Regions from separate parts of the Mus musculus genome. Here region 1 is linked to region 2. A link is a loop called in an ENCODE intact Hi-C map of the cell type or tissue named here. Cell type or tissue: heart. All regions are shown on one strand. Each heading gives the region's core, and the rest is flanking DNA. Links, peaks and the distances in the headings are about the cores only. Region 1 has its middle 64 kb from the start of Gm32142. Region 2 holds the start of Actr2 (ARP2 actin-related protein 2).

Region 1 (15,111 bases), core at 5,464-7,963, 430 kb before region 2:
GGTGATCTTTAAAGTATAGCCTTTCAGTACACACCCTTGTCCATCTCCCTAAATAAAAGGAAGTAAATGGGATAAAGCCAATCCTTCAAGCCACGCTACTCTGAGTGAGTATATTCTACTGCATTCAGACACTACAACATGAATGACTACAAAAGAGGGTCCCAAAGCCAAGCTCCCTTTAAAAGGAAATAATGCATGAATTTTTCTTTGACTTTCTTTTTAAGTTTTTCTCTGCTTTTGTTTGTTTTGACAAGAAATCTTAAGCCTGGCTCTGTGTATGTGTGTTTGTGTGTATATAATTTATTTTTACTATATGTTTATTAATGTTTTTGCCTGAACGTATGTTTGTGTGAGAGTGTCAGATGCCCTGGAACCAGAGTTATAGACGGGAATGAGCTGCCATGTGAGTGTTGAGAACTGAACCTCAGCTACTCTGGAAGAGCAGTCAGTCCTCTTAACTGCTGAGCCATGTCTCCCCACCAAGCCTGGGTCTACTGTTACAGTTTGTTTGTTTGTTTGTTTTTCTTTTTTGGGTAAGGAGTGATATTAGGGATTGAATGGGGCTCAATACTTTTTTTTAAGATTTATTTTTTTATTTTATGTGACTGTTTTGCCTGCACATTTACCTGTGTGCTTGCATGAACAAAGGCAATTAGACGACGACTACGGATCCCTGAGAATTGAAGATATGGATGGTTGTGAGCCATCTTGTCAGTGCCAGGAATTGAACTCAGGTCCTGTAGAAGAGCAACTAGTGTTCTTAATCACTGAGCCATCTCTCCAACCCTTAAAAACATATTTTAAAGCCAGGCAGGATACCACACACCTTTAATCTCAGTACTTGAGAGGCAGAGACAGATGAATCTCTGAGTTTGATGCCAGCATGGTCTTCAGAAAGAAACCCCATCTCAAAAAGAAACAAAACATAACAAAACGATATTTCAAAGTCAGACACAGTGGCCCATGCTTGTAACCAGAGCATTTTAAAGGATAAAACAAGAAGAACTGCCATTAGCTCAAGATAGGTGTGGTCCACAGTGTAAGTACCAGGCCACCCAAGGCTACACAAAGAAGTAAAAGAAAAACTACACAAACAGCAAGACGTGGCCACTTGGCCATGATCCACACTCAGAAGGCCAAAGCAGGAGGCCACAGGTTTCAGCGCTGCCTGGCCCATGAGAACTGGTTCTGTCTATAAAGAAGGACATTTTCTAAAATTTGATTATTTTAGTCAATGAAAATGCTATATGGCCAACAAAACCACGTAGCATCATTTGATCAAACAAGGGATCGTATACACGGACTTAGCTGGTTACAGGAGCTACCTCGTGAGCTTAGACCTCAAGAAGGCTTTACGTTATAAAACTCAGCCACACTCCTGATTTTGTAAATGAAGATGCTTCTTTTAATTCATGCATTTTATAACTTCAGAGGGCTCAGTAACCAAGCTACATTGTACTGACAAGTAAAATAACCAGTTTCCGTAAACGATGCAGGCAGTGGCCCGTACAGTGTGTTTGTTTAAAAGTAACAGGGTTCCCAATTGTGTAACGTCTATGAAAATGTGGGAAAGTCTGAAAATCATCTCATTTACTGATTCCACATACCTACCACATACCTGCTGTAGCTACTTCAGCAGCAAATTATTATTACGACTGTTCAAGAGAAAGAGTTTTATTCCTGAATGGAAACAGAAGCAAAGCTTCAGTCCTTGAGGAAGTGGCACCATGGAAGACTCACACATTCTCTTTATTAATTCTGAAGCAGAGAATTATATCCGATTACCATTTGACACATTCAAGATCTAATTTGTACGGTTCACATTAATGAAGAATAGCATTCAACTTAGTGACAGAAAGCTTACAAGTTAGAAAAGGCTATGATTAAGACCTGGACATGTCAGGTAACAGAGGAAGATATCAGATGTGCCTTTTCAGAGTACTTTAGTATAGTCTTCAAAATAAAAACCACTAATAGAAAATAAATTATAAATTTTACTTACTCTCTAAGCACCAAAATAAAGTTAAAAAAAAAAAAAAACCCACCTACCCCCAAGTGCTGGGATTAAAGGTGTGAGCCACTATAGGACAAATAAAATGAAAATTCAGTTCAAAAGTAACAGCAGTCTCTACAGTATCAGACTTAACTGTACATTCAGCTATTTATAAACAACTTGAAAACCCTGTTTAATCACTTGCACATGGTTATTCGCTCCTTTCTATGCCATGTGCTCTGCTAGGCACCAGGCGATGGACTCAGGAATGAAACGCTACTGTTACAAAGCCTTCTGTTTAGCCAGGAGAAAGCCACCAGAGGCAACAATCATGCCATTTTTATAACAATTTTGTAATTGAGGCAGGCACGTGATACTGTGCAAATTTAAATGAAAGAAAGCCAAAAATGGTGCCTCACACTTGAAATCCTAGCACTCAGGAGGCTAAGCATGTTTGACACTAACTAGCCTGGACCAGAGTGAGAGTTTATCTCAAAAAGAAACAAAAGTGACAGAGTGTAGACAACTCAACTCATCCAATGAAGCAAAGCCATTTTTCAAAAACAATGTCGCACTATATAGTCCCTCTAGCCCTTAAATTCTGATCATTTGGCCTCAGCTTCCTGAGTACCAAGGTTACAGGTATATACAGTATGTCTTGCCCAATAACTGAGTTTCCTTCCTTTGTGTGTGTGTGTGCATATTCCTGTGTGCAGGTGAGCATGAACATGTGTGTGCATATATGCAGAAATCAGAGACAACCTCAAGTATCATTGCTTAGGCACTATCTACTTTGTTTTTGAGACAATGCCTCCCACTGGGCTGGAACTTGCCAAGTAGGCTAAGCTGGCTGGCCAGAGAACAGCAGCCTGTTGCTGCTTCTGCAGTACTATGACTGCACGTGTACTCACCAGAACCAGCTTTTTAATGAGAGCTCTGGAGCTGGAGAGATGGCTCAGCAGTTAAGAGCACCGACTGCTCTTCCAGAGGTCCTGAGTTCAATTCCCAGCAACCACATGGTGGCTCATAACCATCTGTAATGGGATCCAATGCCTTCTTCCAGTGTGTCTGAAGACAGCTACAATATACTCGTATACATAAAATAAGGAAATATTAATGTGGGGTCTGGGGATCAAATTCAGGTCCTCATGCTTATAAGTGATTTAACAACTGAGCTATATGTAGCCTTTTTGAAGAGATTTTGAGAAAAAGGCTTATTATGAAGTCCTGGCTGCCATAGAACCTTATATGTAGACCAAGATGGCCTTAAACTTGCAGGAATCCTCCTGTTTCTACCTCTGGATTACTGGTGGCTTACAGGTGTGTGCCACCATATCTGGCTTCTAATAATAGAATTTCTTTAAAGCTTTATATAAACTCTATTTCAAACATCAGGAATATTTATAAAAGTCTTCTTTTATTAACAGCAATGATTATTACCTTCATTAAAAAATATACTACTGAGGCTAAGAATACAGCTCAGTGGTGGAGTACTTACTTTTACATAGGCAAGGTCCTAGATTTGATTTCCTAGTGCAATAAGGAAAACAAAACAAACACACTTCTTTTAAAAAGTCACCTGTATACAAGAAACAAAAAACGAGCTAAACTCGGGAAGATATCCCAAACACTTCAGAACCTCTGCACATATGAGCTTATCTGCTCTCATCATAACAACATGGAGTAGGTGCTGCTACTGTCCTCCTTTTCTAGATGAAATAACTAACGGTAACTTGGTCAAGGACACACAAATGGCAAAAGAAAATACTAAGACTTGAACCTACAGAACCTGATTTGAAAACTCTCTCTTTGCATTTTGTTTTGAGTTTAGTTTGGTTGGTTGGTTGGTTGGTTGGTTTTTGAGCCTCCCTGGCAGACGGGCACCTGATGGGCACTAGCAGCCTGATTCTGGAGGGAGCTGTACTCCTTGTCCTGTGTGTACGGCAAGTGGATGTTTATTAGTATTCCTGTATCTTTGCACGTGCATGTGCACGTACACAGAGAGGTTAGAGGTTGGCATCAAGTATCTGCTGCATTCTTTCTCCATCTTTTATTGAGATAGGGTCTCTTGCTTGAATCCAGTGCTTGCCAATTTGGCTAGTCTAACTAGCTAGTTTGCCCCAACAGTCCTTGTCTCCACTGCCTCACCCCCACCCCACCCCACCGTGCTGACATTACAGGAAGGCTGCCACATTTTTGTGGGTACTGAGAATCTGAGTTCAGAAAATGGACAACCAACTGAGCAATCTCTTCAGCCCCTGTGACTTCACTCTGAAAGTCTATGCAGATACCTGTCTTCCAGCAGTGATGGCGAGCATTCTATTCATCTTTGGGGGAGGGGAGGTCTTTTAAAGAGGAGCCTTTCTGGAGAAACAACTGGAGAAAACCACTACGGTCCAGATTATTTTAAACTTGTCCAAGGTCACAGAGCCAGTGAGGGAAAGATACTGGCAAAATTCAAATTCAGACAGCAGGATGCCCTGTGCTCTGAGGCTTCAGCCTCATGAAAAAAGTCACATGCAAATTTATTAAACAACTCAAAAAGGCTCTGTGTAGGTCTTCCTGAAATATACTGAAAGGTCTTGAAGCTGGTGACAAGTGCTTCTTTAAAGCAACATTTACATATAAGTCACTTTTAAACTTCACCACTTTGGACTGATCATAACCACATTTCTGCTCTTTAAAAAGAAATCTTTCTGTAGCAACTTGGCAGATTTCAGTACAGGAACAGTCTATTCTTTAAAATTAAATTTAGTAACAACTTATTCTGGTTAGTCTGAAAGAGAAGTAGAAAATGAACTACTAAGAGGTCTTTGCTGTACTTTAATATTTCAAAATATGTTTGGTTTGGCCTAATTTAAATCTTGTGGACAACTACTGCAGAACTCCATTTCAAGAGGGTAATAGCGACTTAAAACTAATGAATTCTAAACAGCAACCCTGGAAGCCAACTCGGAGTAACCATTTCTTATCATTCTTTCACCTCAAAATAAATACTAAAGATCCATACAGCAAGACTCTCGTGACACAGGTAGTGGTGGGTATTCGTAGTCCGGAGGCATTTAAGATGGAGAAACCAAATTAAAAACTGAAGAAATTCTGTAGAATAATGTTGCTTAAAGAGTAGTCAAGAACACAAAATTTGTATACCCAAAGAAACAACCTCTAAGCTGTTCTGTGCATAAAGACGAAGACAGAATTCTGCGTTGCAATGCCTCCCTAGAGCAAGAGAAAACCGAAGTGGACATACCATGCTGGAGTCCCTTCTCACCTGCTCTCTTCCAACAGGTTTAGACTTCAGAACCTTTAATACTGAATTCACATTTTTTTTCACAAGAAAACCTATAAAATTGCTTCAAAATAAAAACTAAGCCATTAGGCAACCAGTATTCTCCTCTATCACCATGCACTCAAATTACAAACACCTTTTGCTTTGCCTTTATTGAATGAAAGTTAACTTCGATTTAGAGGAAAATGTGCCCCCATTAGGCATTTTTACACTTTCTGCGGGGCACTCAGTCTATCAGATCACATCGCAGACTATTACTGCTCACTTAGGCATTCAAAAGACAGAGAGCATGCCAGCACCAATTATTTCACAGGCGGCATAATGCCCCGCTGGTGGAAGTCTGGCAATACCTACATGTACAGCAAGACAGGAGAAGGAGGGTGTCAAGGGCGGGGAGGGGGGGTGGAGAGGGGGAGCGAGAGAGGGAAGGAGGGAGTCACCTCCTCATCCACGCCGACCGGGAACCTCCAGCCACAACCTGATCCCTGCCCTGCCCAAAAGTGGCCCGGCCACCACATTTTTTTTTATTTATTTTTTCAGACCACCCCACCCCAAACCCCACTCGGTACTCACCTTCCGCGAAGAAGTGGGCGCCGGGTCCAGCCCCCGGGCGGGTCGTACGGCCGCGGGGAGAGGACGTCGGTCGGCGCGTCCCTAGGTGTGGGACGGGGATCCCGACGAGTGAGAGCGCGGAGGAGCGGGAGGAGGAGCGGGGTGGGGGCTCCCGCTCCTACGGAGCCCGCTGGTCCTCCACCGCTGCCCCGCGGAGGAAAGCCGACCGAGGGATGGACTGACTGTCGGGGAAACGGCGGGGATGGGCGAGACAGGCTAAAGGGGCGATACCGCACACGGACTGGACGGGAGACGGCAAGAAGCGGCTCGGGGTCTAGCCCATGCCGTGGCGGCCTGGGGGCAGAGGCTAGCTGAAGGGAAGTTGCCGAGGCTGGCGAGATGCGGGAAGAGGGCGCACCGGGAGGAATACAGCCAGCCAGCCATGGATAGCGGGGCGCCGAGAGCAGGGGCGGCCGGCGGCGGGGAGCACCGCCCGCTCGGCTCGCTCAAGACATTTAATTGGATTGATAGGTTGTGCAGTGACTCACAGACTTTAAAGAGTCCTAGGGCAGTCCCCGCCCAGCTGGACCGGGAAGGAGCGGCGAGGCGGGCGGGGTAGGGGGCTGGGGAGAGCCGCGAGGGAGGCGGCGGGCGGGGCGGGAGCGCAGCGAGGCTGCCCAGTGGCAGGGCGTACCGCCGTGACGGGCGTGATCATAGACCAATGGCAGTGAGGCTCGCTAGGTGGCTGGCTTCGCCCCTGGCCCAATGAGTCTTCTAAGGACACTGTAGAGCACCGGGCGGGGGAAGTGATGGGGGTGGGGAGAGGTGGGTGGACGTTGAGCAGGAGGAGGAGAAAAGGAGCCGCGGGAGACCCGCGGAGTCACTCTGCCCTCCTCGTTCTAGAAGTGCGCTTTCCGCCAATCCGAGCGCCACCTGGGGGTGATGGACGCCGGCCTGTGGCCAATGAGGAGGAGAGGCTGGCGGTGAGGAGCGGGCGGGCCCGCGCTCTGGCTCCCTCCTCCCGCGCGGTCCTCCAGCCCGCCCGGCCCGAGTCAGTCACGCAAGTAACCGTGTGAGAGCCGGGCCGCGCGGGGCGGGGCGGGGCGGGGCGGGGCGGGGCGGGGCGGGGCGGGGCGGGGCACCGCAGCTGGCGGCGTAACCCTGGACCGGCTGGAGGGGCGCGCGGGCGGGCCCCTTGCGAAACCTGCCAGTGGACCTGCCGGCCAAGCCCACTCTCAGGGCGGACCGATTCGGAGTGGATACGATCCAAACTTGATCCGCGTCCATAGTGTCCACTGCTAAAACAGCCCCTGTGGGCACGTGCTCTGGGATTTCAGGAGCCAAAGACGCAAGGCGTGGCAATCACTTTGGCCCAGGATTTGCCCGTTTTGTGGGGGAAGTCGCCTAGGGTGTAGACAGGTTGAAACAGCTCCTCAGAACACATGTTCTTTTATTGGGTTTCTGGAAAAGGCACTTCTTAAACTGGTGTGAACGACTCTGTTCGGGCTTTGCAGTACGCGTGTATCTTAGCTTTCTCCAAACGTCCCTCTGCACTCTCCCACTCCCTCACCTTGAACCCTAAGGCAGTGCCAGAGTGCACCTACTCAGTACTCATTCCCAGGAGCTATGGCGTGCCTCGATATTTTGGCTGTTGTCCAGTAATCACTTCACAGACTTTAACCCATTGTTATGCATTAGGATTTGAAAGAAATCCCCCCCAAAAAGCAAACACGCTGGCAAAACCCATCTTCTTACCTACAAAATGCATTGTTCGTTTCTGGTGTTGTTAAGACAGAGTCTCGATACTTGATCCTGGCTGTCCTAGTGTTTGCTGTGTAGCGCAGGCTGGCCCTTAAACCTGTTTCATCCCTACTGCCTTGACTTCTTGGCTTCCTGGATTCAGAGGTGTTTTCCTGGGGCTTAAAACAGTTGCATTCATATTCAAATATACTGGAATACCCAACACCCACTTTTGAAATAAGTCAAGTACTGGTGAGACAATGTTGCTTTAGGGTCTTGAAGTGGGTGAGACTCCCCCACCTCCACCCTCATCCCGAGATAACCGAAATCCACAGTGCTCTAAAAATGGGAAAAAGATAAAAATGAAGACAAATGTTTACTCTGGTCACATTGGGGCTTTCCTTAACTGTGCTCACCTTAGGACCCAGACCTTTCTGGAGCTTAATTGTGACACAGCTTGACTCCGTGATTACCTTCTGGTCCAGAATCTACTAATGAAAATGAACTATGCCAGCAACTTCTTGCAACACACATCTCATTTATGCATTTTCTCTTCGTGTGTTGAAACTACACTGGAGCTATACAGGGCAGGGGACCTAGTGTTCTCACTGTCAGCCTAGTGATTCGTACAAGGTGAACAATGTTAGCTGGATCCCTCACTGTGGCAAAAACAAACAAAACACTCCACTACTCCTAATCTGGGTTACTGTACTACATTTTATTTTATGCAGATGAGTGTTTGCTTGTATTTATTATTTATGTGTACTATGTTAGTGCCTGGTGCCCATAAAGGCCAAAAGAAGGCATTGGATCCCCTGGAGTCAAAGAAAGCTGCTCTCACAGCTGTGTGTGTGCTGGGAACCAAACCTGGGTCCTCTGCAAGGGCAGCAAAGTGCTCTTAACTTCAGAGCCATCTCTCCAGAAGCTAGATATATATATATATATATATATATATATATATATATATATATATATATATATATATATATATTCTTCTATGAGGTCATTTTATAGATAGGTAAATGTAGTGAATTATTGTATATACCATAATGGTACTAAGAACAGATTTTGACTCTGAAAGATCTCCAAATAAGGGTTAGCAATCTCGTGGTGGAAGAGCTATGGCTTGCCTCCAATCCTTACCATGTGTCACTTTAGAATTCTGTGCCCTCCTTATTCCAATATTTCTTAAAGTGTGGAAGGCCTGCTAGATTCCTGGGTCTCCCCTCAGGTCTATCGGTTATTTGCTGCTTAAGCAATAGTTCAGGTGATTTGAGTATTGACACACTAACCACTTCATTAGACACCTCTCTTTCTTCCTGTCCTTATTCTTTTTTCCTCTCACATCTATTTCTCTCCTGGCTTCTACTTTATGATCGTTTTGTGATCACTTGCGTATTTGCTGTGCATAAGTCTGAGTAGAAAGTGCTGTGTGCTGCTGTTCTTGGGGAGACAGAAACAAATGTCTGATTACCCAGGGCAAAGCTAAGTATCACAAAGGGCCAACTTACTGAATCAATGAATTTCCTGGGGTTACTTACAGAACATGGACTACTCATTTGCAGTCATGCCACAGAAAGTCCACCCCAATATGGGTGACAACTCACCAAAGCTGAAATACTGGAGCTTTTCCCATGGTTTGCTTGCAGCTCCTTAAATGAAAGAGTCTCTCTCTTCCCCAGACTTTACTGCTTTCATAACCTTGGGGAGGGAGAAGTCTTGTGAATCTGGTGTGTTTCAGGGATTTCTGAGATTTATGAGTTGTTTACTTCCTGTCTTGTTTTTTTTTTTGAGACAGGATTTCTCTGTGTACCCCTGGCTGTCCTGAAACTCACTCTGTAGACCAGGCTGACTTCGAACTCAGAGATCTACTTGCCTCTCAGAATGCATGTGCCATCGCTGCCTGGCTGTTTACTTCCTGTCTTAATAAGCCTCCCTTTAGAACTCCTGGAACTATTAACTTTGTAGAGGTCCCACCTGGCAGTGGAAGGTGTTCGCCACAACACTGCTTATAGAAGCATAGTTAGGGCAAACTTACTGATGCTATTGAGATTCATCTCTAGTTCAAATGAGTTAGCAGGTTTTTATCTCACACACACACACACACACACACACACACACACACACACACACACACACACACACACACACGCCTGAGGGGAGAAGCAGGAATCTAGCAGGCCTTCCACACTTTAAGAAATATTGGAATAAGGAGGGCACAGAATTCTAAAGTGACACATGGTAAAGATTAGAGGCAAGTGTGTGTGTGTGTGTGTGTGTGTGTGTGTGTGTAATGTGTAGTGTGTATGTCTATATCCACCACAGTTTCTGCTGCCATGGACCACCCCTCCATCTCCCAGTGCTCCCTTTGTTAACTTTAAAGACTGAGTGCAGCTAAGCGGCTCCTCTAAGATGGCCTCTTCTGCCCACTCCTGTTTTCAAGTTAGAAACAGTCAAGCAATCCAGGATTTTAAAAAGCTTTATTTCAAGACTAGCCCAAATATGTTTACTTACATGCATGTGTGCACCTCGTAGAAAGCCGCTGGTGCTGATCATGACCACAGTGAGAAGCAACTGATGCAATTGCAATATCCATCATGAGTCAGGAAGCAAGCAGTAGACACGAGGCCTCTTCAAAGTTGGATGGAAGGGGAGAGAAGTAGCTGTGGGAGTCAGGTTAGACAGCAGGTGCTGCTCCCTTTTGATATCAGGACTGACGGACAAGAGAAAGCATCACCAAGGGCTTTGGGGATAGATTCCGGGTGCTGCTTAGCAAAGGCAGGGTGGCGACAAAAGTGTTGCTTAAACTCTCCCCGTGCGCTGTCAGGTTAGGACTGTCTCCTCCACAGGCAAGTTGAAAACAGTCATTTCCCACAAAGGTACACCCCAAATAACCCCTGCTGGCTGTGGATCCTGCTGCTTTAAAAGCTTGCCTCTGCTGAATCCATCCTTAATGGCTTATTACTGGCATACTGAACTCTGACCTTAAGTAATGCTTACAGCTTCGTGGCCCTCAGAAAGTCCTATGTATGCGCAGGCCTAAGCCTAAACTGGGAGTTTGTCAGGAAGGTACATGGTGTGATTGAGCCCAGCTGCCTGTACCCCTTTTCTGGTGGACTGAGAAATTTCAGGCAACCTTACCTGCAGGTTCCCCAAATCTGAAGGCTGGGGTGTTGTAGAGATGAAGGTTTTCAAAAGCAAATTTCTCAGGATTCCCTCTTACAGTCTGCACTGCTCATCACCACTTTCCAACACTGGGACCCTCGCAGTTATAAACATTACCTAGCAGGACCACAGTCTGCTTTCTGCGGTTCCAGGAGCTTATAATGTAGCATTCTATGTCTGCTTAGTCATTACCTAATCTGCTTAGTCACTACCTAATCTGCTTAGTCATTACCTAATCTGCACATGGACCAGAGGATGATTTCTCCATTTCCCTGAGCCCGACCTGAGGAAGGCTTTGGCATTCCCATGGGTCTGAAGCATCCAGGTCCTTGATTTAGCTGTGCTCATATTAATGACAGACATCCACTCAGAACTTCATCTGCTCCCCACCTCTGGGAGATGTGAAAATAAAGTCAGGCTAGGACTTGAACCAACTGTGTAGACTTCCCTTAATCTGTTGCAAATTGGGGGGTGGAGGGGAAGGGGAATCACAAAGAAAAAAAATTACCTATAACTATTTTCTAGAAATAGCTATTAAATATTTGGCCTATGTGTGGTTTTAAAAATATTTAAATTAAATATATCATAAATATATTTTATTCTACTGAATATGACTTTAAAAAAAAAAAGTTGTTTTGTTCCTGAGATAGAATCCTATAGCCCAGGCTGGCCTCTAACTCACTCAAGTAGCTGAGAACACACCCACCCATCTTACTCAGCTTCCAGAAAGTGATTCTTAGCTCCCCTTTGCTTTTGGTTCTTGGGATGGAAACCATGACCATGCTAGCCAAATACTCTCCCGCTAAGCTACATCATTGGCTCTGGAATTTGGTTTGTTGCTGTTGATATTGTTTGGTTTTTGCTTTTGGTTTTTGTTCGCTTGTTTGTTTCTGAGACAGGGATTCTCTGTGTAGCCCTAGCTATGTGTAGCCTTGGCTATACTGGAACTCCATCTGTAGACCAGGCTGACCTTGAAGTCAGAGATCTTCCTGCCTCTGCCCCAGGAGTTTTAAAGGCTTGTGCCATCACTAGCAGCTTTTGACCTCAGTTTTCTAAGATGACTATTTAGCAGGGGTGTGAACAAACAATTCTGAGGAGAAAAATCTGCCAGCAGAGGACTTCTCAGGAGAGAAATATAGGAATCCAAAAAGTAGCTGGCTGGAGGTCTGTGCTGGGAAGACAAAGTAGTGAGTTGGTCAGGGTTATCTCAAAAGAGAGAACATTAAATGAAAAAAAAAAAAAGCAGAATTCTACTTGCAGGTTAAGCACATGCAAGACTGGACAACATATTTTTCAGAAAGCATTCAAACAATCAAATCAGGTGTCTTCCCTACCTACTATGGAAGACTTACCTGGGGGGATCACAAGTTCAAGGCCAGCCTAAGCAGCATAGCGAAACACTGTAAAAACTACCATTAAAAAGGGAGAGGGCAGGTGGTTGCGTGGCTCAGTACCAAGCCTGACAACTTGAGTGTGATCCCTAGGACCCACTTGGGAGACGAAAACCAACTGCTTGCTACAAGTTTCCTGTAACCTCCACATGCATGCCATGTTGCATGCAAGCCTTTGCCTGTACACATATACACAAAAACAAGTAAATAGATAGATGGATGGGTAGGTAGATAGATAGATAGATAGATAGATAGATAGATAGACAGACAGACAGACAGACAGGTAGATAAAGTTTTTGTTTTTAAGTAATCAGGGAGCGGGGAGGAGGATAGTTCAGTTACTAAGGTGCTGGCTGCTAAAGTGCTTACCTTGCAAGCTCAGGTACCTGAAATTGACCCCCAGTTAAAAACAAAAAACAAAGAAAAAAGAAAACAAAGTAGGCAGAGTGGCACTGACTTATCAAACCCAGTGCCGCTGAGCTAGGCAGAGGTAGATCCCTAGGGATTGCTGGCCAGCCAGCTTAGCCTACATGGTGAGTTCTAGGCTGTGAGATGCCCTATCTCAAAAAGAAAAGAACAGGAAGGGGCTCCTTAGCTGAGGCTGACCCCTGGCCTCTCATGCATGTGCACATGGGTGAATGTGCATGTACATGCAAAAGAGACAGACAAGTAAGAGCAAAAATGAAAAGAAGCAAGTGATAGAGGCTTTATCTGCAAGGAAGAAGCCTGGATTCCATCCCCATTTAAAAAAGAATAAAACAATAAAAAAAATCAGGAAAATAAACTTCTGGACATAAAACCAAAAGAGGCATTTTAAAAATGGTTATTACAGGGATTTCTTGGGGCTGGTAGTGCTCTATTTATTAAAATGGGTGGTAGACACATGGGTATCATGTTACAATGTTAAAATACATACCTTGCCTTTATATACTCCTTGTTATGCACAATGAGACATAGGCTTATATATGTTAGGACAGTTGTGAAATAAGGCTTCTTCAACCCCTGTATCCTGAGGTTTTGCAGATAGGCTATAATAGTGGTTCTTCCTCAGAAAACGCTCAAATTCACCATTCACAAAACTTAACCTCGTTGCTCTTAAGCAGTTGGCGAGAGTACATCTAACCTTAACATGGTTTCTCTGAGACAGGCAGCATCGCAGGAGCCACTGACTGTGCAGACACAGAAACAGGAGAGGGTAGCAGGGCTAGCCGTGCACTATAGAGCTAGAGAAAGTAGCTGGCAGGGGTAATAGTCAAAGGAGCCCAGCCTGCTTTTCTAGCTCCTGGGGCCATTTCCTCCAGGCCAGGATGCTGAAGAAGAAAAGCAGAGCCAAGTATCTCCTGGGTCTCAAGTTGTTTAAGTTATGGGGTGAGACTGCCCACTGCCATTTCTGCTTTCCCCAAACCACAAGATCTAAGTGCATTGGTCTTTGGGAAAATGGATACAGAAGGAGGTAGCTTTAACCAATGACTCAAACAACTTAAGACCAAAGAGACTGTTTTAAACCTCTACAGGTTCCAATAATAATTTTGAACTGGGTTTTTTTTTTCTGCAGTCTCTGGGAAAATGCTATATGCAAATTACTCATATACAAGTGGACCCAAAACATTTGTTTGTCCACAGATATGTATCAACCTCTTTAAACTTGACTAATCATCCATTCTTTTAAGTGTGCAGCAATGTAAAATGGATGAGCTAAAAGTCTCAATTAGTTATTTTATAATGGATGTCAGTCTGTCGTTATCCCATCCACAACACACCATGGTATAAAGAGGGGACATGCACACAGCTCTGTCTTTCAACTGTGCTCATGACACAGTTCTAGCAACCTCTCCGCATAGCGCTTCTACGGAGGTTCAGGGTGGGGCAGCTAGGTAAAGAACACTGAGGAGGGGACTGTGGCTCTCTGTGGTTTCACAATAAACTTATCCAAAATGGCAGCTCAGAATGCACACACTGCATATCTGCAGTGTGTTCCGAGGGCTTCACAGTCTAGAAAAAGACCAATCCAAAGATTTGCCTCTAAAGATTAACACGTTTATAAGCTAAAGAGAGGACCTAGCATACTTGGGTAGATTTGGAAAGAAAGTATAAAGTACTTTTAGCTTAAATTTCAACAGATGCTTGTGAAACATTTCAGAAATAGAAAAGGACAGATAATAGAAAGTAAGTTTCTCTCCCAACCCCATTCCCTTCCTCTCAGTTTCCTACCAGGAGGCAAACCCTTCAGCTAGCTTCATGTACATGAAGTATATTGAAGTTAACATATACATGAGTGTTTATCTTTCCAATGTAAATAATAGTACTGCATATTGTTTTTGTTCTTTGTGAATATGTAAGATGGGGTTTCTTCATACACTCCAAGGTAGCCTTAAACTCTTCATTAAAAAACAGGGCTGGAGAGATGGCTCAGCGGTTAAGAGTACTGAGTGCTCTTCCGAAGGTCCTCAGTTCAAATCCCAGCAACCACATGGTGGCTCACAACCATCCAGAATAAGATCTGATGCCCTCTTTTGGAGTGTCTGAGGACAGCTACAGTGTACTTAGATATAATAAATCAATCTTTAGGTCGGAGCCAGCGGGGGCGACCAGAGCGAGCAACCTTCATTCCCTGCAATCACATGGTGGCTCACAAGCATCAGTACAGCTATGTATATGTACTCATATACATAAAATAAATAAATCTTTTTTTAAAAAAAGAAAAAAAAACAAAAAACAAAATGACAACAACAAACAATGCTGGGGGTGGTGGTGGTGCTTTAGCCCCAGCATTTGTAAGAGCTGAGGCCAGCCTGGGCTACAGAGCAAATTACAGGATAGCCAAAGCTACACAGAGAAAACCTGTCTTAAAAAAAATCAAACCAACCAACCAAACACAAACATCCAACAAATCTCCTCTCTTTCTCTCTCTCTCTTTCTTTCTTTCTTTCTTTCTTTCTTTCTTTCTTTCTTTCTTTCTTTCTTTCTTCCTTTCTTTCTTT
Region 2 (15,111 bases), core at 4,479-6,978:
AGAATATTTTATCACAGCAGCAGGATAAGAAACTAAGACAATGGACAAACTATTTGAACTACCTCTAAGTACAGGAAACACAATACTAGCAAAATTTGTAAATGTGCACAAAACCCAAAGGCACAGAAACAAGTGTAGGGGCTCTACAGTCAGCACCAGAAGATTTCTAGAAAACTCTTGTCTTTAAAGTCCTCAAGATGTAATGCTTCACAAATAATTTTTATCTATTAGTGTAATAGCAATAAATAATATTAACCAAAGAGTAAATCACTCGCCAGGCAGTGGTGGCACACGCCTTTAATTCCAGCACTTGGGAGGCAGAGGCAGGCAGATTTCTGAGTTTGAGGCCAGCCTAGTCTACAGAGTGAGTTCCAGGACAGCTAGGACTGCACAGAGAAACCCTGTCTGGATCTCAAAAAACCAAAACCAAAACCAAAAAAAAAAAAAAAAAAAGACTAAATCACTCAGCATTTTAAAAAACATTAATGTTTTAAGTATGATGATGATTGTGGCTGCTTGCATTCTTGTGTTAATTTGTGTCCCCATATTATTTGTACAAGAGTCTGCTCTGAGGGGTCCTGCCCCCAGTTGGTTCTGATTGGTAAATAAAGATGCCAGGAGGCTGGCAGTGTAACGTGGACCAATACATGTGTTTGTTAGTGAAGAATCCTCCATCACATGTCTTTTTCATGTGCTTGCTTTAGCAGAGCATCCTTTCATCAGTGTCTGCGGCAGTGAGATGTTTCATGAGTCTCCTTTAGACTTTCACCTGTGTCTGCTTCAAAATGTTTCTTCACGTGTTTGTCCCAACAAAACACTGTCCACACCACCCAAGACAAGTGACTTTCCAAAGAACCCCCATGGTTCCATTTCAGTAGTGTCAATGTATTCATCTATAAAATAAGGAAGTTAAGGGATGTTGGAGATTGTACTGCCTCCTTCTGCACTCCAAGGGCACTGTACTCACCCTTGCACTCCCCCACCACACACAGAATTAGAAATAAAATAGCTTAGAATATAAAATGAGAAAGTTGAGATGCAGTAGTGGAGACTTGCCTGGTTTGATTCCTCAGCATCACAAAGAGCAGTAATGTTTGTGTTATAACAACTTGGAAGGAAGTCAGTCAGAGCACCTATGACAAAGTCATTTGTCATTCAGGTGCTGAAGGCTCATATCAGAGGTCATCTCCACATGAACACACAGGGAGTGTGCTCTTCCTGTCAGGAGTTTTAGTAGCAAAGTGCACTACCAACACTTCTGGGCTGAACGGAAATGTTGCTTTCTAGCAGTGGTTCTCAACCTCCCTAATGCAGAGACTCTTTAATTCAGTTCCTCATGTTGTGGTGATTTCCCAACTATAAAATTATTTTTTCCCACTTCATAACTGTTTTTATGACTCGTAATGCAAATATTTTTGGAGGGTTGTCATAGTTAGGAATCGCCACTGACCCATGCGACCCATTGTCTTGCTTACTTTCCCTGTTGCTGTGATAAAATACTGTGACAACTGCAGCTTAACTGGGTGCTGGCTCTTAGTTCAAGTGTCCAGTGCATTATGGTGGAGACGCTGCATCCCAAGTCAGGCAACAGAGAATGATGCCTTTTTTTTTTTTTTAACTTTATTGATTCTTTGTGAGTTTCACATCATGCACCCCGACCCCACTCATCTCACCTCTTTGTATCAGCCCTGTCCTTGCAACCACCCCACAAAAGAAAATAAAAACAAACAATAAACAAAACAAAGCATAGAAAACATCTTGTCCTAGAAGCTGTAGTGTGTCACAGTGCGTCACACTGGACACCCTTTTGTCCACCTTATTTACTTGCAAATGTTCATTGCCATGAGTCATTGCTGTGGTTCAAGGTCTCTGACTTCTGCTACCGCGTCAATACTGAATCCTCACCAGGACTCTTCTCTGATAGTCTGTTTTTGCCCACTGTCATGGAGTCCTGCAGCTTTGGATCTGTAGAACTGGCCCTTTCATATGCTTCAACAGTTCATAGATGAGGTAGATTCTGAGGTGGGCCAACTCAAAGCCCTGGATCTGGACCTCGGTGGAAGCTGACTTCTGCTCTGTCACTACCAGGATAAGGCTGTAGCCTAGCTGGGCGTGGTGGCGCACGCCTTTGATCCCAGCACTTGGGAGGCAGAGGCAGGTGAATTTCTGAGTTTGAGGCCAGCCTGGTCTACAGAGTGAGTTCCAGGACAGCCAGGCCTACACAGAGAAACCCTGTCTCGGAAAGAAAAAAAAAAAGAATGTGAGGCTGAGAGTTCAGCCTTCGCTGTATATAGAGGTCAGGCTGAGATATGAATGAGAGTTATCTCAGGAAAAAAGAAGAGATGAGAAGAGGACTCTTAGGGAAAAGTAGATAGAAAAGGCCTTAGGCCTCTCTCACAGCAGAGCAAGTCTGAGCACAGTGTTATCAGCCCAGGCTCACATCGAATTGTTTGCTAGCTTTCAAGGCCTGAAGCAGCTTGTGAAAACGTTGTCTCACACACTGTTGTGGGAGGCTTAGCCACGCAAAAGTCTCTTTTTAAATTTCCCACTAGATTTAAATTTATTTCTGCCCCCACAGGCTTATGTTTGTTCTCTCTCCCTCTGCCTCTAACTCCCTGCTGAGATAGCTGAATGGTTTTATGGCTGGGAATGGAAGCAGGGCTTGGTGCATAGTAGGCAAACATTTCACATGGGAGCCAAAACCCTGGCTTATTTCTTCTCTTTTCAATAGCAAAGTTATTCTTAATATCCAGATTCCAATCACCAAGTTGGAGCTGTAGCGTTCTGTATTTAGGCTAAAGACACTTGTGACTGTAAGCAGATGTATTGAGTGTCACTTGAGCAATCGGAAGGATTCTTGAATTTGAACACATTCTTGTTGCTCTGGTCAGGGCCTTCGTTTTTGGTGATTAGAACCTCAAGAACAATATATAGACTATATATTATATATTAATACAATATATATGTATATATACATATTATATTATATATTATATGTTACATATTATGTGAGTGCACTGGATTGACCTTGGGTCAAGCAGGCACCTTTACCTGCTGAGTCATCTTGCTGGCCCAATGACAAAATATTAAACTTAGAAACACCAAGCATCAACAACCAGTACTTGAGTTTAAATAGTAACATATGTAACAAAACTGAAATTTGCAAAGTGTTGCCAGTAAGATTAAGTAAGGTATCGGTTCATACTTTACCTAGAAGTCTAAGGGAGTGCTAGGCCTAAAATTTAATTAAATAGGATACACTACCATCTTGTAATTCATTTAGTACAGAGTACCACTATCTGCTTGACTGTGTGCAAAATCATCAGGGAGATGTAACAAGCTGGGTCAGAGCCAGAGAATAGCCTGATCTACATATTGAGTTCCTAGTCAGCCAAGTGTTAGAACACTTGGAAGTTAACTTTTGACACTATACCTTCCAAGTTAAAGTTTCTGTTTACAGTAAGACAGTTAAGGATAAGTTGTTTCTCCTGTGTTAAAGTCTTTGCAAGTTAAGGTTTCTATTTGTAATTAAGAATAAGTTTCTCTGAAGAACCAGGCTTGATTTGGTACCACTGAGATGATGACCTGAGACCCCCACTGGAAATCTCCAATCTTTTGAAAAAACCCGGAAGTGAGGAGTGTGCACGAATGCTGAATGTTTGGGAATGGGAGGATGAGTGAGGCTTGAAAACACCACACTGAAAATCCTGCCACAGCCAACAGCAGCAGCCCTGTTAGACATGAGCTAAGTAAGCACTGAGTTTGTAGAAAACATAACATCAGCCATCTTGGAATAGAGAAACAATGGATTTACTTACTTATGAAAAACAAAAAAGCTGTCTCTTCCCAGGGAAGGCTAGAACTAGCTTTCCTGTCTTGGCCGGTGCCGAATGGGTGACTGATTTGGGAGAGGAGGACCTGGGTTCACCTGTGGGGCTGTGTTGTGAAAGGCAGCCTGGCCCCTGCTACTGAGGAGAAAGATGGAGCCCGGGTCTTGAGCCCACCTTCACTGTACCGTAGCACTTGGTACTGTCTATGTGCCCTTGAGAAGGCGCGTGGGGGATTTCACAGTCTGAGAATGAGTGTGTGTGAGTGAGGCGGTACCCACATTCTCAACTTCAAGTCATTGCAGTTTCTTTTTCCCAGAAAACAAAGGGGTTTGATGTTGCATTTCATAAACTAACTGAAGTTCTGGAGTTAGAGGATATAGAAATATAAAAGTACAGTTGTTACAAAGTAAATGCAGACTTCAAAGACAGAAAAAGCCACAACCCAAACCAAAATTTAAATGCTTGAAATTGGCATCATAAACAAGCTCTCTCCTGACTTGTATTGTGGCAGTCGGAATGCCCCCAGAAAACTGTGCCAAAGAGTTTAGAAAAAAAATGTACAATAAAAGCAAATACACTCGAAGCCGGGCGTGGTAGCGCACGCCTTTAATCCCAGCACTTGGGAGGCAGAGGCAGGCGGATTTCTGAGTTCGAGGCCAGCCTGGTCTACAAAGTGAGTTCCAGGACAGCCAGGGCTATACAGAGAAACCCTGTCTCGAAAAACAAAAAAAAACCAACCAAACAAACAAAAGCAAACAAACAAAAAAGAATAAGTTTCTGTTTCTTAGGTCTGATGTAAACTGCAAAACAAGTTTTCAGCCTAGCTAAACTTGGGATTCACATGACATATACTCTGACCCTTGACTCTTCCCTTTCACTGTATCTAACAATTCGCTCACATCTCGCCCATAAAACGGACCTCAAGCGACCGGCAGCGGTGAGACAGGTGGTTGGCCAGTCCTGGTGTACCCCAAAATTGCTCCAATTGGACAATCATGGATTTGGTCTTTTTAACTTAATATTCTTAGTTTTAACACAAGGATAGACAATGCGACCCTGTCTCAGAAAACAAAACTAAACTAAAATTAAAGGAAAGAGTTTTGTTCTTTGTTTTCGAGAAAGGGTTTCTTTGTTGTAGCCTTGGCTGTCTTAGAACTAGCTCTGTAAATAGACCAGGCTGGCCAGGAATTCACAGAAATCCAACTGCCTCTACTTGTGTGCTGGGATTGAAAGCAAGTTCACCACTATGCGCTAAGTGAAAGCATTATCTTTCTTTTTTGACAGGGTTTCACTTTATAGCTCTGGCTGACCTGAAACTTGCTATGTAGACCAGGCTGGCCTCCAACTTAGAAATCCGTCTGCTTCTGCCTCCCAAGTGCTGGGATTAAAGGCGAACGCCAACAGTGCCCGGGTGCATATTCAATTTCTTAAAGAGGTGCGTGTAACACTTGTCCCTGTTTCCAAGGGAGGTTACAGAGGACCTCAATTTTAAAGTCTGCATTTGGCAACATGGTGAGTTCCTGTTTGAGAAAATCAAAGAGGGAAGTGGTGAAGCAGAAAGAAACGAAAGCATCCCGCCAGGCTCCTAGGGCTGCATGCAACTGGAGGTGTGGAATAAACCGGAGGTTTGAAACTTGTAGGTGTATCCACCCAGGCCTAGGAGCAATGACACATCATGCCTCGGGACCTCCAGGTGGCTTTCGGTCTTCCTAGCCGGCTGCTCCACCCTTCTCCACTGCCGTCCCGCCACACACCCTCCGGCCTTCACCTGCCTGCCTCCTGTACAGCCGGCCCGGCCGCGCCCTAGGTCCCGAGACAACTTGGTCAGAGCCGCCGCCCCACCAGCCAAGCGCAGCCCCGGAAGCAGAACGAGGCGAGAGGGCGCGCCCGGGTCCGCGCCGGACAGCTCTCATTGGCCTTCTCGGCTGCCAGTCCCCGCTCTTCTTTTCTCTCTCTGCACCGCCCTCTTGGAACGGCTGCCGGGCGGGGACTTCCGGTTTGGGCGGAGCGGCGGGCCGAGGGCGGGGCCGTGTGGAGGAGGAAGCAGGCCAGGCCGGGCGGCGGCTCACCAGGACGAACCATGGACAGCCAGGGCAGGAAGGTGGTGGTGTGCGACAACGGCACTGGGGTAAGGCCCGGCGGGGCGGCCGCGTGTGTGTGCGGGGTGCGCGCGGGCCCCTCGGCTGCGCGGCTGGGCTTCGGGGGCGCGGGCAGGCGCGCGGGCGGGCGAGCTCTCGGGGGGCGCCGGCCGGCCCGGAGCCGGTGGCCCGGAGCTAGGCTACCCGCGCTGCACCCGAAGGCGGCGGAACCTGTCCCCGCGCGCTCGCAAGCATCCGCCGGCGTGCCGAGAGATGGGTCTAGACGGTGAGAGGCCCTGTCCCTCGGTGGCGAGGAGGTCTCCATTTCCGAGGCTCGCCTGTGTTCGTCCATACAAGACCTAGCGGCCTTCCTCTTCCTGTGTAGCGAAAGATGCCGAATGCGAGGCAGGAAACGGGTTCCGCAGAGAAAAGAGGAAGTGCTGTCAGGCCCCGGGCCGCGGCTGGAGTCTGCCCCGGGAGAGCGTGTGGGCTGTCCTTGTCGTCTGTGGTTTTGAGAGAGGGGGATGGTCAGCAGCTCCTGCTTCACCTCTTGCTTTGCATGCCGCCCTATTATAGACCTAGGACCTCTCAAGTAAATTCTAGTGGGAAGTTGGATCATTTCTGGTTCCTCCTCTGCTTCATTTTTTTTTTCTGTTAAGTACAGGATAGACACGTTAGTCTTGAAGATGCTAAAAATGTCAAAATAAGCCTAAAGTTCTGATTCAGAAAACTCGTTGCAACTGGTTTCTTTCTATCCCCAGTTAAAAGGGTGGAGCATCAAAGTTCCAGTTTTGAAGATGCAACTGTTTCTGACTCCTTTAGCGATTTGCAACATTTTGTGACTTTTCTCCTCTCTGCCACAGAGACGACACACAAATTAAAATAGATTTTACTTGAATTACACCTTTGAAGCCAGATTGTTGAAAGGGGAAGGAGCTGGTATTCACTGCCATTATAGTGCCCTTGGTTGAATTTGTTACAAACTTTGACAATTATTGTACTAGCTTCATTTAAGCTAAATCTGGGCTAGAATAGGATAGGTAACAATACAAAGGGACATCCATACCACTGCTGTGGTAACAGCCCTAAGATTCAGTAACTTAAAGGTTTTTAAGCAACCCCATTTATGTGCTCATTAGAGATATTTATATTTGCAGACTTCATGAAGGGATACATAAAATGCATCTCATTTTTTGAGATAAAGGATAAAGCAGTGAGGGAAATGGTACAATTTTATAAAGCTTCTAAATTATCAGGAAAAAGGTTTTTAAAGCAAAGCCTGTATTGTTACACTATATTTAAGCTAAATTATAAATGCTAAACTTTTCAGAAATTCTTATAAAAGTACTTATTAAAAAAAAAAAGTATCTTACTACCAAAGAGACGTCTCAGCAGTTAGGAGCACTGGTTGTTCTTGCTGAGAACCCAAGTTTGATGCCTAACATCTGTGTGGCAGCTCACAGCTATTCTGTAATTCTAGTTCAAGTGTATTCAGTGCTCTTTTCTGGCCTCTGTGGGTACTAGGCATACATGTGATACATATACAAACACTCAAGTAAACAGACATAACACTTAAAGTAACAGTGTCTTAAAAGTGTTTTAAAAAGGGCTGAAGTGATGGCATACATCTTTTATGCCAACACTTGGGAGGCAGAAACCGGCAAATCCCCATGGCTACATAGGGAGACTCCATCCATTTTTATTTTTTTTTTTTTAAATCTGTTTCTTAGGATAAAAAGATCAGCTACTATGGCATAAGTGAAAGGAGATGATTTTAAAAAAAGTTTTATGCCAGGTGTGGTGGCGCGCCCCTTTAATTCCAGCACTTGGGAGGCAGAGGCAGGCGGATTTCTGAGTTCGAGGCCAGCCTGATCTACAAAGTGAGTTCCAGGACAGCCAAGGATACACAGAGAAAAAAGTTTTATATCTATTTTTGTAATTATTTATAAACTTTATTCACTTTTTTTGTAGATATGTTTGACTGTGAATGAAATAGTCGGATCCTCATATACATCAGCTAGTTCTGATTTAAATCGTAACGCAGTTAGGAATATTGTGATGTCTTTTAAGAAAACTTGACGACTAATAGCTACTTAGATTTTGGGTTGTTTCTTAACTATTTATTCTTCTTTGTTCATCTTAGTTTTACTTAGGTACCTGAAGTTATAATGATGCCTTTACAATTAAATATTAGAGAAGACATTAAGACTTGATTTTTTAAAACAGTAATAGAAAAGGGGTTGGGGAGATGGCTCAGTGGATAAGCACCTGACTGAATCTCCAGGACCCACGTGGAGTGGAGCTGGCACTGTAACACCAGTGCTTCCACCACAAGGTGGGAGACAGAGAAAGGAGAACCCCAGGAAGTTTTTGGGCAAGCTAGAGCTGTATGCAGCAGTGGACAGCAAAGGACAGGTGAAAGATGAGGACCAGCACTTGAAGTTGTCCTCTGATTTCCAGATGTGCACCATAGCATACAGTCTCCCCCACTCTGACATATGAATATACTTACCATCTAGTCACACACTCATGGGGGCTGGAGTGGAGCTCAGTTAGTAGAGTGCTTGCCTGATGCTTGAGGAACTGGAGGGTCCATCCCCAGCACTGTACTATCAAATGTACGTACTTGTAATTTCATGGGAGGTAGATACAGAAGCATCTTAAATCCTTAATTAAATGGTGGTTTCATTTACCTTTTGTATACTTTAGATTTTAAAATGTGAGCTATTTAAGAAGGTAGATTGGTTTGTTTTTTATGATGCTAAGGATTATATCCAAGGATTTGGAAGATAAACGTTCTTTCTGAGGTGTACCCCCAGCCCTGAAAAGTTAAAATTAAAGAAAAAAGGTAAAGATTTGTTATATTTTTATATGTATAGGTGTTTTGCCTGCATATATGTATGTATACCACATGCGTGCCTGGTGGCCCAAGGGAGGTTAATCCTCTGGTACTGAACTTAGAGATGATTTTGAGGTACCACGTGGGTACTGGGACTGGATGCTGGATCCTTTGCAAAAGCAAATGCTCTTAACCACATCTCTTCAGCCCCAAGAAATTAAGGTTTTAAATGTTCTTTTGATGACCTAGATGCTTGATCCACTCTCTTTTCCTATTATCCATAACTAGACTCTTGTCTCAGTAGCCCAGAGAAGGAAACCTGCTTTTTAGAATAGGGCTTTGAAAGTGGGCATTTAGGTAAAAAGTCTGCATACCTCTTTTATTTATTTGTTTGTTTGTTTGTTTGTTTATTTATTTATTTATTGTTTTTTGAGACAGGGTTTCTCTGTATAGCCAGGGCTATCCTGGAACTCACTCTGTAGACCAGGCTGGCCTTGAACTCAGAAATCCTCCTGCCTCTGCTTCCCAAGTGCTGGGACTAAAGGCATGAGCCACCACTGCCCAGTCCATCTGGATACCTCTTAACTGAATTTTGATTCCTTTCAAATTGAGTCCAGATTCTTGGTGTTAACATACAGAATTACCAGACTTCAACAGTGACTTCATTGACCAGATTTCCCAAGTGACTACCATGTTGATGACGCGATGCTTAATAAAGTTTAATGATTGTCCATAGACATTTATAATGCTAAAATTCACATTTGTGGTTGTTTTATCATGCTTCTACTAACATATGTGTTAAATTTAGGAGTATTTTAAGTAAAAACAAAACAACTTGAGTTTCACCATGTGGAAGACTTTGGTCTAATAGAACAACCATTGGCCTCAAATAAGAACGGTCACTATGAAGTTGAAATACAAGCACCACCAATTATTAAGGGAAAGAATACAAAGCAAGGAAGCTCAAATGGGAGTTTAAAAATCTCAGCAAGGAAGTGGAGAGATAGCCTAGCAGTTAAGAGCACTGTCCCACTGTCCCCTATCCCATCAACTGCATGGGGGCTCACAACCATTTGATGCTCTCTCTGACAGGAAGATGTACATGCAGATAGAGTACTCATGCATAAAATAAATAAATCTTTAAAAAAATTTTTTTTCCGAGACAGGGTTTCTCTGTATATCCCTGGCTGTCCTGGAACTCACTTTGTAGACCAGGCTGGCCTCAAACTCAGAAATCTGCCTGCCTCTGCCTCCCGAGTGCTGGATTAAAAGCATGCACCACCACCGCCCGGCTAAAATTCTATATATGTATATATCAGTCTGGTAGAGCCTGCCTGTCATGCCAGTGCTTGGGGTGGAGAGGCAGAAGCATCAGGAATTTAATCTCTCTAGTCTGGGCGGTGTGACTCCTTGTCTCAAAAGACAAGAAAATCCTGCTTGGTGCTACTTCCAGCATATGGGATCACCACAAATTCAAGGGTAGCCTGGTCTACAGAGTGACATTCTGTCTCCAGAGGTTCAGTGATCATTGCACACAAGGTAGTAGAAAGAATGGTAGAGCCCAAGGCAGTGGTTAGAGCCTCGAGGAAACAGTGCTGCTGGTCGCACAGGAACTCAACAGTGACAACGTGTACAAGACCGTGCAAACCTAAGCCAGAGCAAGTTCCGGCATGGAGGGGAGTTAGGCAAGAAGTTCCACCCCAGGCAAGGAGCTATGGGGAATTTAGCTGCTGGGAGTGGAGGGAGAGATACGGACATCTTCCCTACCAATATAGCCCCTGATAAGTCAGCTTCCCATATTCCCACGGAGCACTGCATACTCAAGAAGTTTTGGACAAACTAGCCTGGATGGAAAAGACAGTTGAGTGGGAAGGGACGGGGTGGGGTGGTGGATCTGGGGAAGAGTTGGGGCAGGAAGGTGAATGTGATCAAAACATGCGAAATTCTCAAAAAACTAATAAAATATTTTAAAAATGAAAGTTTTTGAGTCTTATTTAAGGAAAATGTTGCATTGATATTGAATATAGACAGGTCGTTTGTTCCTTTTTGTCTTAAGGAACATTATACCTCTTACTGTTTGATGACTCAGTAGGAAGTAGAGAGCCTGCTCAAACCACAGTGCTACAAGGAAGAAGCTATATATGGTAAAATCTGTTTCTTGAACACTGCCTGTTACACTCAGTGAGGGAGCTCAGTCACCAGCCTTAAGATGATTGACGTGCAGGACGGATTTCAGTGATTACAATGATACCACAGAGTAGCCTAGAAAAGAATATCTTCTTTGTATTTTGTTATGACTTAACACTTTTTTGAGTTTTTTTGAAGGAATAGCTTGTCAATTAATTTTACATTATTGAATTTGGTTATTTTAATATTATTGGATCTTAATGCATTCAGATTTGTAATAGTGTGAGATAGCTTGGTTTATACTGTTCTGGTGGAATGTCTGATTCCTTAGAGAAATGTTGGCATTGGATTCTAAGGCAGCATCTGCTTCTACCAAGCTGCTGCTTAGGCGGAGTAGAAGTCAATAGGTGTTTTGATGTTGGCTTTTGAAACAAGGGTCTGGAGTCTGGGCTAGCATCCAATTTGCCACATAGCCAAGGATAACCTTGAACTCTGAAAGGGTCAGAGGGAAGAAGAGAAGGAAAAAGCCATCCTTGAACTTCTGATCCTCCAGCCTCCACCTCTTGTGTGCCATCATGTTTGGTTTATAGGTGTTGGAGAGCAAACCCCAGGCTTAGTGCATAGTAGATGAGTGCTCTGCTCTCTGAGCTACATTTCCAGCCCCAGGAGTAGTTTATTAGAATCTTCCTTTTCCTACTTAGAGTCACTTTCATTGAAAAGTCTAATTCCCCCGTCCGGTTTTGGTTTTGGTTTTGGTAAAGCAGTGATAGTGGTTTATAATTGTTCATTCCTGTGGTTTCAGGGATCGCAATTTTTGTCTTCTGAGGTACTTGGAAAACATTTTTTTTTTCCACTTAAAATATGCTCAAGAATGTTAAAGGCCCTTGAGCTGATCAGCAGGTTAAGGTGCTTGTCACCAATCCTGACAACTTGAGTTTGATTACTGAGACCCATGGAGTGGAGGGGGACAATGTGCTAGAGAGCTCAAGTGTGTGTGCCTGCAAACACGGTTTCTAAAAATGTACATTAAATTCAAAATATGTATATTTAAAAATTATGTTTATGGGTGACTCCTGCATGCCTTGTGTAGTGGAGGCCAGAAGAGGGCATTAGATCTCCTAGAACTAGAGTTACCAACAGGTATGAGCTGCCATGTGTGTGCTGGGGATTGAACCTGGGTCCTCTGGAAAAGCAGCCAGTGCTCTTAACTCCAGCCAATTAAGAGTTTTAAGGGGGCTGGCGAGATGGCTCAGTGGTTAAGAGCGTCGACTGCTCTTCCGAAGGTCCCGAGTTCAAATCCCAGCAACCACATGGTGGCTCACAACCATCCGTAATGAAATCTGATGCCCTCTTCTGGAGTGTCTGAAGACAGCTACAGTGTACTTACATATAATAAATAAATAAATCTTAAAAAGAAAAAAAGAGTTTTAAGATAGGAACTACCCATCTGCACAGTTGTAGTCAAAAGACATTGGTGTGACCCTTTGCTGTTGTGTAAATGACAGACCTATCAACCTTAGCTGTCTCCTTCCCTCACTTCGATTACCCTTAGCAAAACCCCTCTCTCCTATTTTTTTTTTTTTTTTTGAGACAGGGTTTCTCTTTGTAGCCCTGGCTGTCCTGGAACTCACTCTGTAGACCAGGCTGGCCTCAAACTCAGAAATCCGCCTGCCTCTGCCTCCCAAGTGCTGGGATTAAAGGCGTTTGTCACCACTGCCCAGTACCCTCTCTCTTCTTAAACTTCTGATTTCTCATGTAACAAACTTATTCATTTACATTTGTTACACAGAAAATGTTTGTTATAAACTGTAGAGTAGTCTTTCATTCATTCTCTTCCTGGGTTTTGGTTTCCTTTTGGAAGTGCTGTTATTCCAACCCACTGTCCTGTGTATGGTAAGCAAGCACTGTACCACTGAGCTAAAACATTTCTAATTTTTTTTTTGAGATCAGTTATATCCACATAAGTGAACATTTTATCCTGATAAATGGGTACTTTTGACTTGCCTAATGTCTATATCTGTTCTTTTATTTTATTTTTTAATTTACTTCAGACATACCAAAATAGGGCATTATATCTCATTACAATGATGGTTGTGAGCCACCATGTGGTTGCTGGGAATTGAACTCAGAACCTCTGGAAGAGGAACCAGTGCTCTTAACTGCTGAGCCATGCCTCCAGCCTCTGACTTTCTGTATTTAAATAATATTTTAGCTTTATATATTCAGAATGTATATGGAAATTATGACAGGCTGGTGATGGCAGATTTTGTAATAAGATATGTCTATGGTAGAGATATGATGGGAATATTTCCTCTTATTTTTGTATTATTTCAGCTCATTATCAACTAAGCTGGGTTTTGACATGAGAAACAGAAATGTTATAATTTAGGAGAAGGGTGAGAAATTTTATATATTTGTTTTGGGTTTTGATAGCCTGAGTTGGCCTTGAACCTGCAATCTTTCTGCCCTGGACTCCTCCAGAGTGGGAGAACTAGTCCTGAGCTGCCCCACCCAGCAAGGTGCTATTCCTTTCTTCTGTGGTAATTGTTTTCCTAAGTCTTTTTAGATCACAATCAATTATTCAAGAAGACATTGTGGGACTATGAACTGAGTTCTGTTAAACATTCCTTTGGGGTTGTGTCTATACTCTTGGTTTCTCTTCTGAAACACTGTCAACTGAACAAGTAGGGTATCTGACTACATATACCCTAAGACCATACTGACTTGGGCTTTAGGAGGGAGCCCAAGAAAGATTATATTGCACTTTTATTTAAGACAAAAATCTCACTGTGCATGAAATTTTGGTTGGCTTGGCAGTTGTGTGTAGCTCAAGCTGGTCCTTTTAAGTGCTGGGATTATAAACATGTTCCATCATATCAACCTATATAATATGCTTTTAGAAATGTGTAGCTTTATCTGAAAATGCCCCAGCTTTGGTAGCGAGACAGTGAACTAACTAGGATTAAGCTTTGTGAGTTTGGAACAAAGCATTTCAAAAATTTGAGTTTCAGGCATTTTTTTCATAATTACTTTTATATACAATTTTAACATTTTTGAAGTTCTGTTCAAAAAGACAGAATTCTGGATAGCAGAATGTTCTAGAGAGGGAATTTATAATTAAAAGTGATTCATCATGATTTCCAAAAGGGCTGATGTAGAGACAGTGAAGATGTTGGTATTTTGGCAGGATTGATTTAAGCTCACATTACATAGGTTTGTGGAGGTCAGAGGACAACATGCAAGACTTGGTTCTCTCCTTCCACCTTGTGGAATTAAAAGAACTGAGGCACTCAGGCAGACTATTAGCAAGTGCCCTCACCCTCTGAGCCATCTTACTGACTAGGACATTAATAATACCCACATTTGAGGAAGAGAACCTTTATATTCTGCTGGTGGGAATGTAAACCTGTTGACTTACTGCTGAAATTGATGAGATTCCTCAGAAGACTGCAAGTACATAACAGCTGAAGAGAGAGATTTATTGGTAAAGTACATTTCCGACAATCCTGAGGACGTGAGTTCCATCCCTAGAACCTATGGAACCATGATAGCTTGTGATTGTAATCTCAGTCCTGCAGAGGGAGAGACAGGGCATCCCCTGGCCAGCCAGTCCAGTCCAGTCTAGTCGGTAAGTCACAGCCGATGACCTATCTTAAAGGAGGTCTGAGGGTGACACCAGAAGTTACCCTGTAGTGTCTGCATGTATGCACATGGGCACTTGCAAACACTTGTTTTCAAAAGATAAAAAATAGAAGTAAACAATCAAATGACACAGTTATATTGCCCTGTGTCAAATTACTCCTGTACTGTTTCTAATAGCCAACAGATGAATTGACAAAATATTCTGCATAGTCATAGTAGAATTTCAGCCATAAAAAAATGAAATGTCATTTTCAGGAAGATAGGTGCAGCTAGAGATGATATTAAGTGAAAAGGTCAGACTAAAGACAGACGCCATGCTTTCGTTTGTGGATCATAAGTTTTTTATAGATGTACAGAATCACTTTTTTACATTTCATGAAAGAAGTGAAACTCTGAGCCAACAGAAGGCATTAGCAGAAGGAAGGGAACGGGGAGGCTATGGAAGGAGGCTGGTTAAAGTACACAGTATACTTACATGAATACACATCGAACATCAGTGTAATATTTTCTGTTTCTGTTTAGTTTCTTTGGTTTGCTTGAGTCAAAAGTCTCATGATATAGCACAGGTTGCCCTTGGACTTGTAAACAATCCTCT

Evidence for each region. Hi-C counts contacts between places; a loop is a spot of excess contacts. Peaks named below come from ENCODE experiments on the same cell type or tissue, not always from the same donor. Only the 100,000 strongest peaks of a DNase experiment are listed, where the experiment ranks them.
Region 1: a loop joins it to region 2, with 5 times the contacts of the local background. A loop is called at or near these places in 2 of 42 quality-filtered maps.

Annotation. Positions count from the first base shown.
Region 1 is chr11:20,534,505-20,549,615 of GRCm38, reverse strand. It overlaps a transcript of Sertad2 not described here. Among named protein-coding and RNA genes, the nearest start is that of Gm32142, 64 kb to the right of the region's middle. In heart, for the core only: a CTCF peak has its summit at 6,787 (motif pointing left); DNase peaks (open chromatin) are centred at 6,645 and 6,745; H3K4me3 peaks cover 2,311 bases; H3K27ac peaks cover 2,288 bases.
Region 2 is chr11:20,103,652-20,118,762 of GRCm38, reverse strand. It overlaps Actr2 (ARP2 actin-related protein 2), which reads left to right and starts at 5,812. Exons shown (of 9, transcript NM_146243.2): 1 at 5,812-5,958. The coding sequence starts at 5,911. In heart, for the core only: no CTCF peak of the experiment used is centred there; DNase peaks (open chromatin) are centred at 5,792 and 6,322; H3K4me3 peaks cover 2,453 bases; H3K27ac peaks cover 2,290 bases.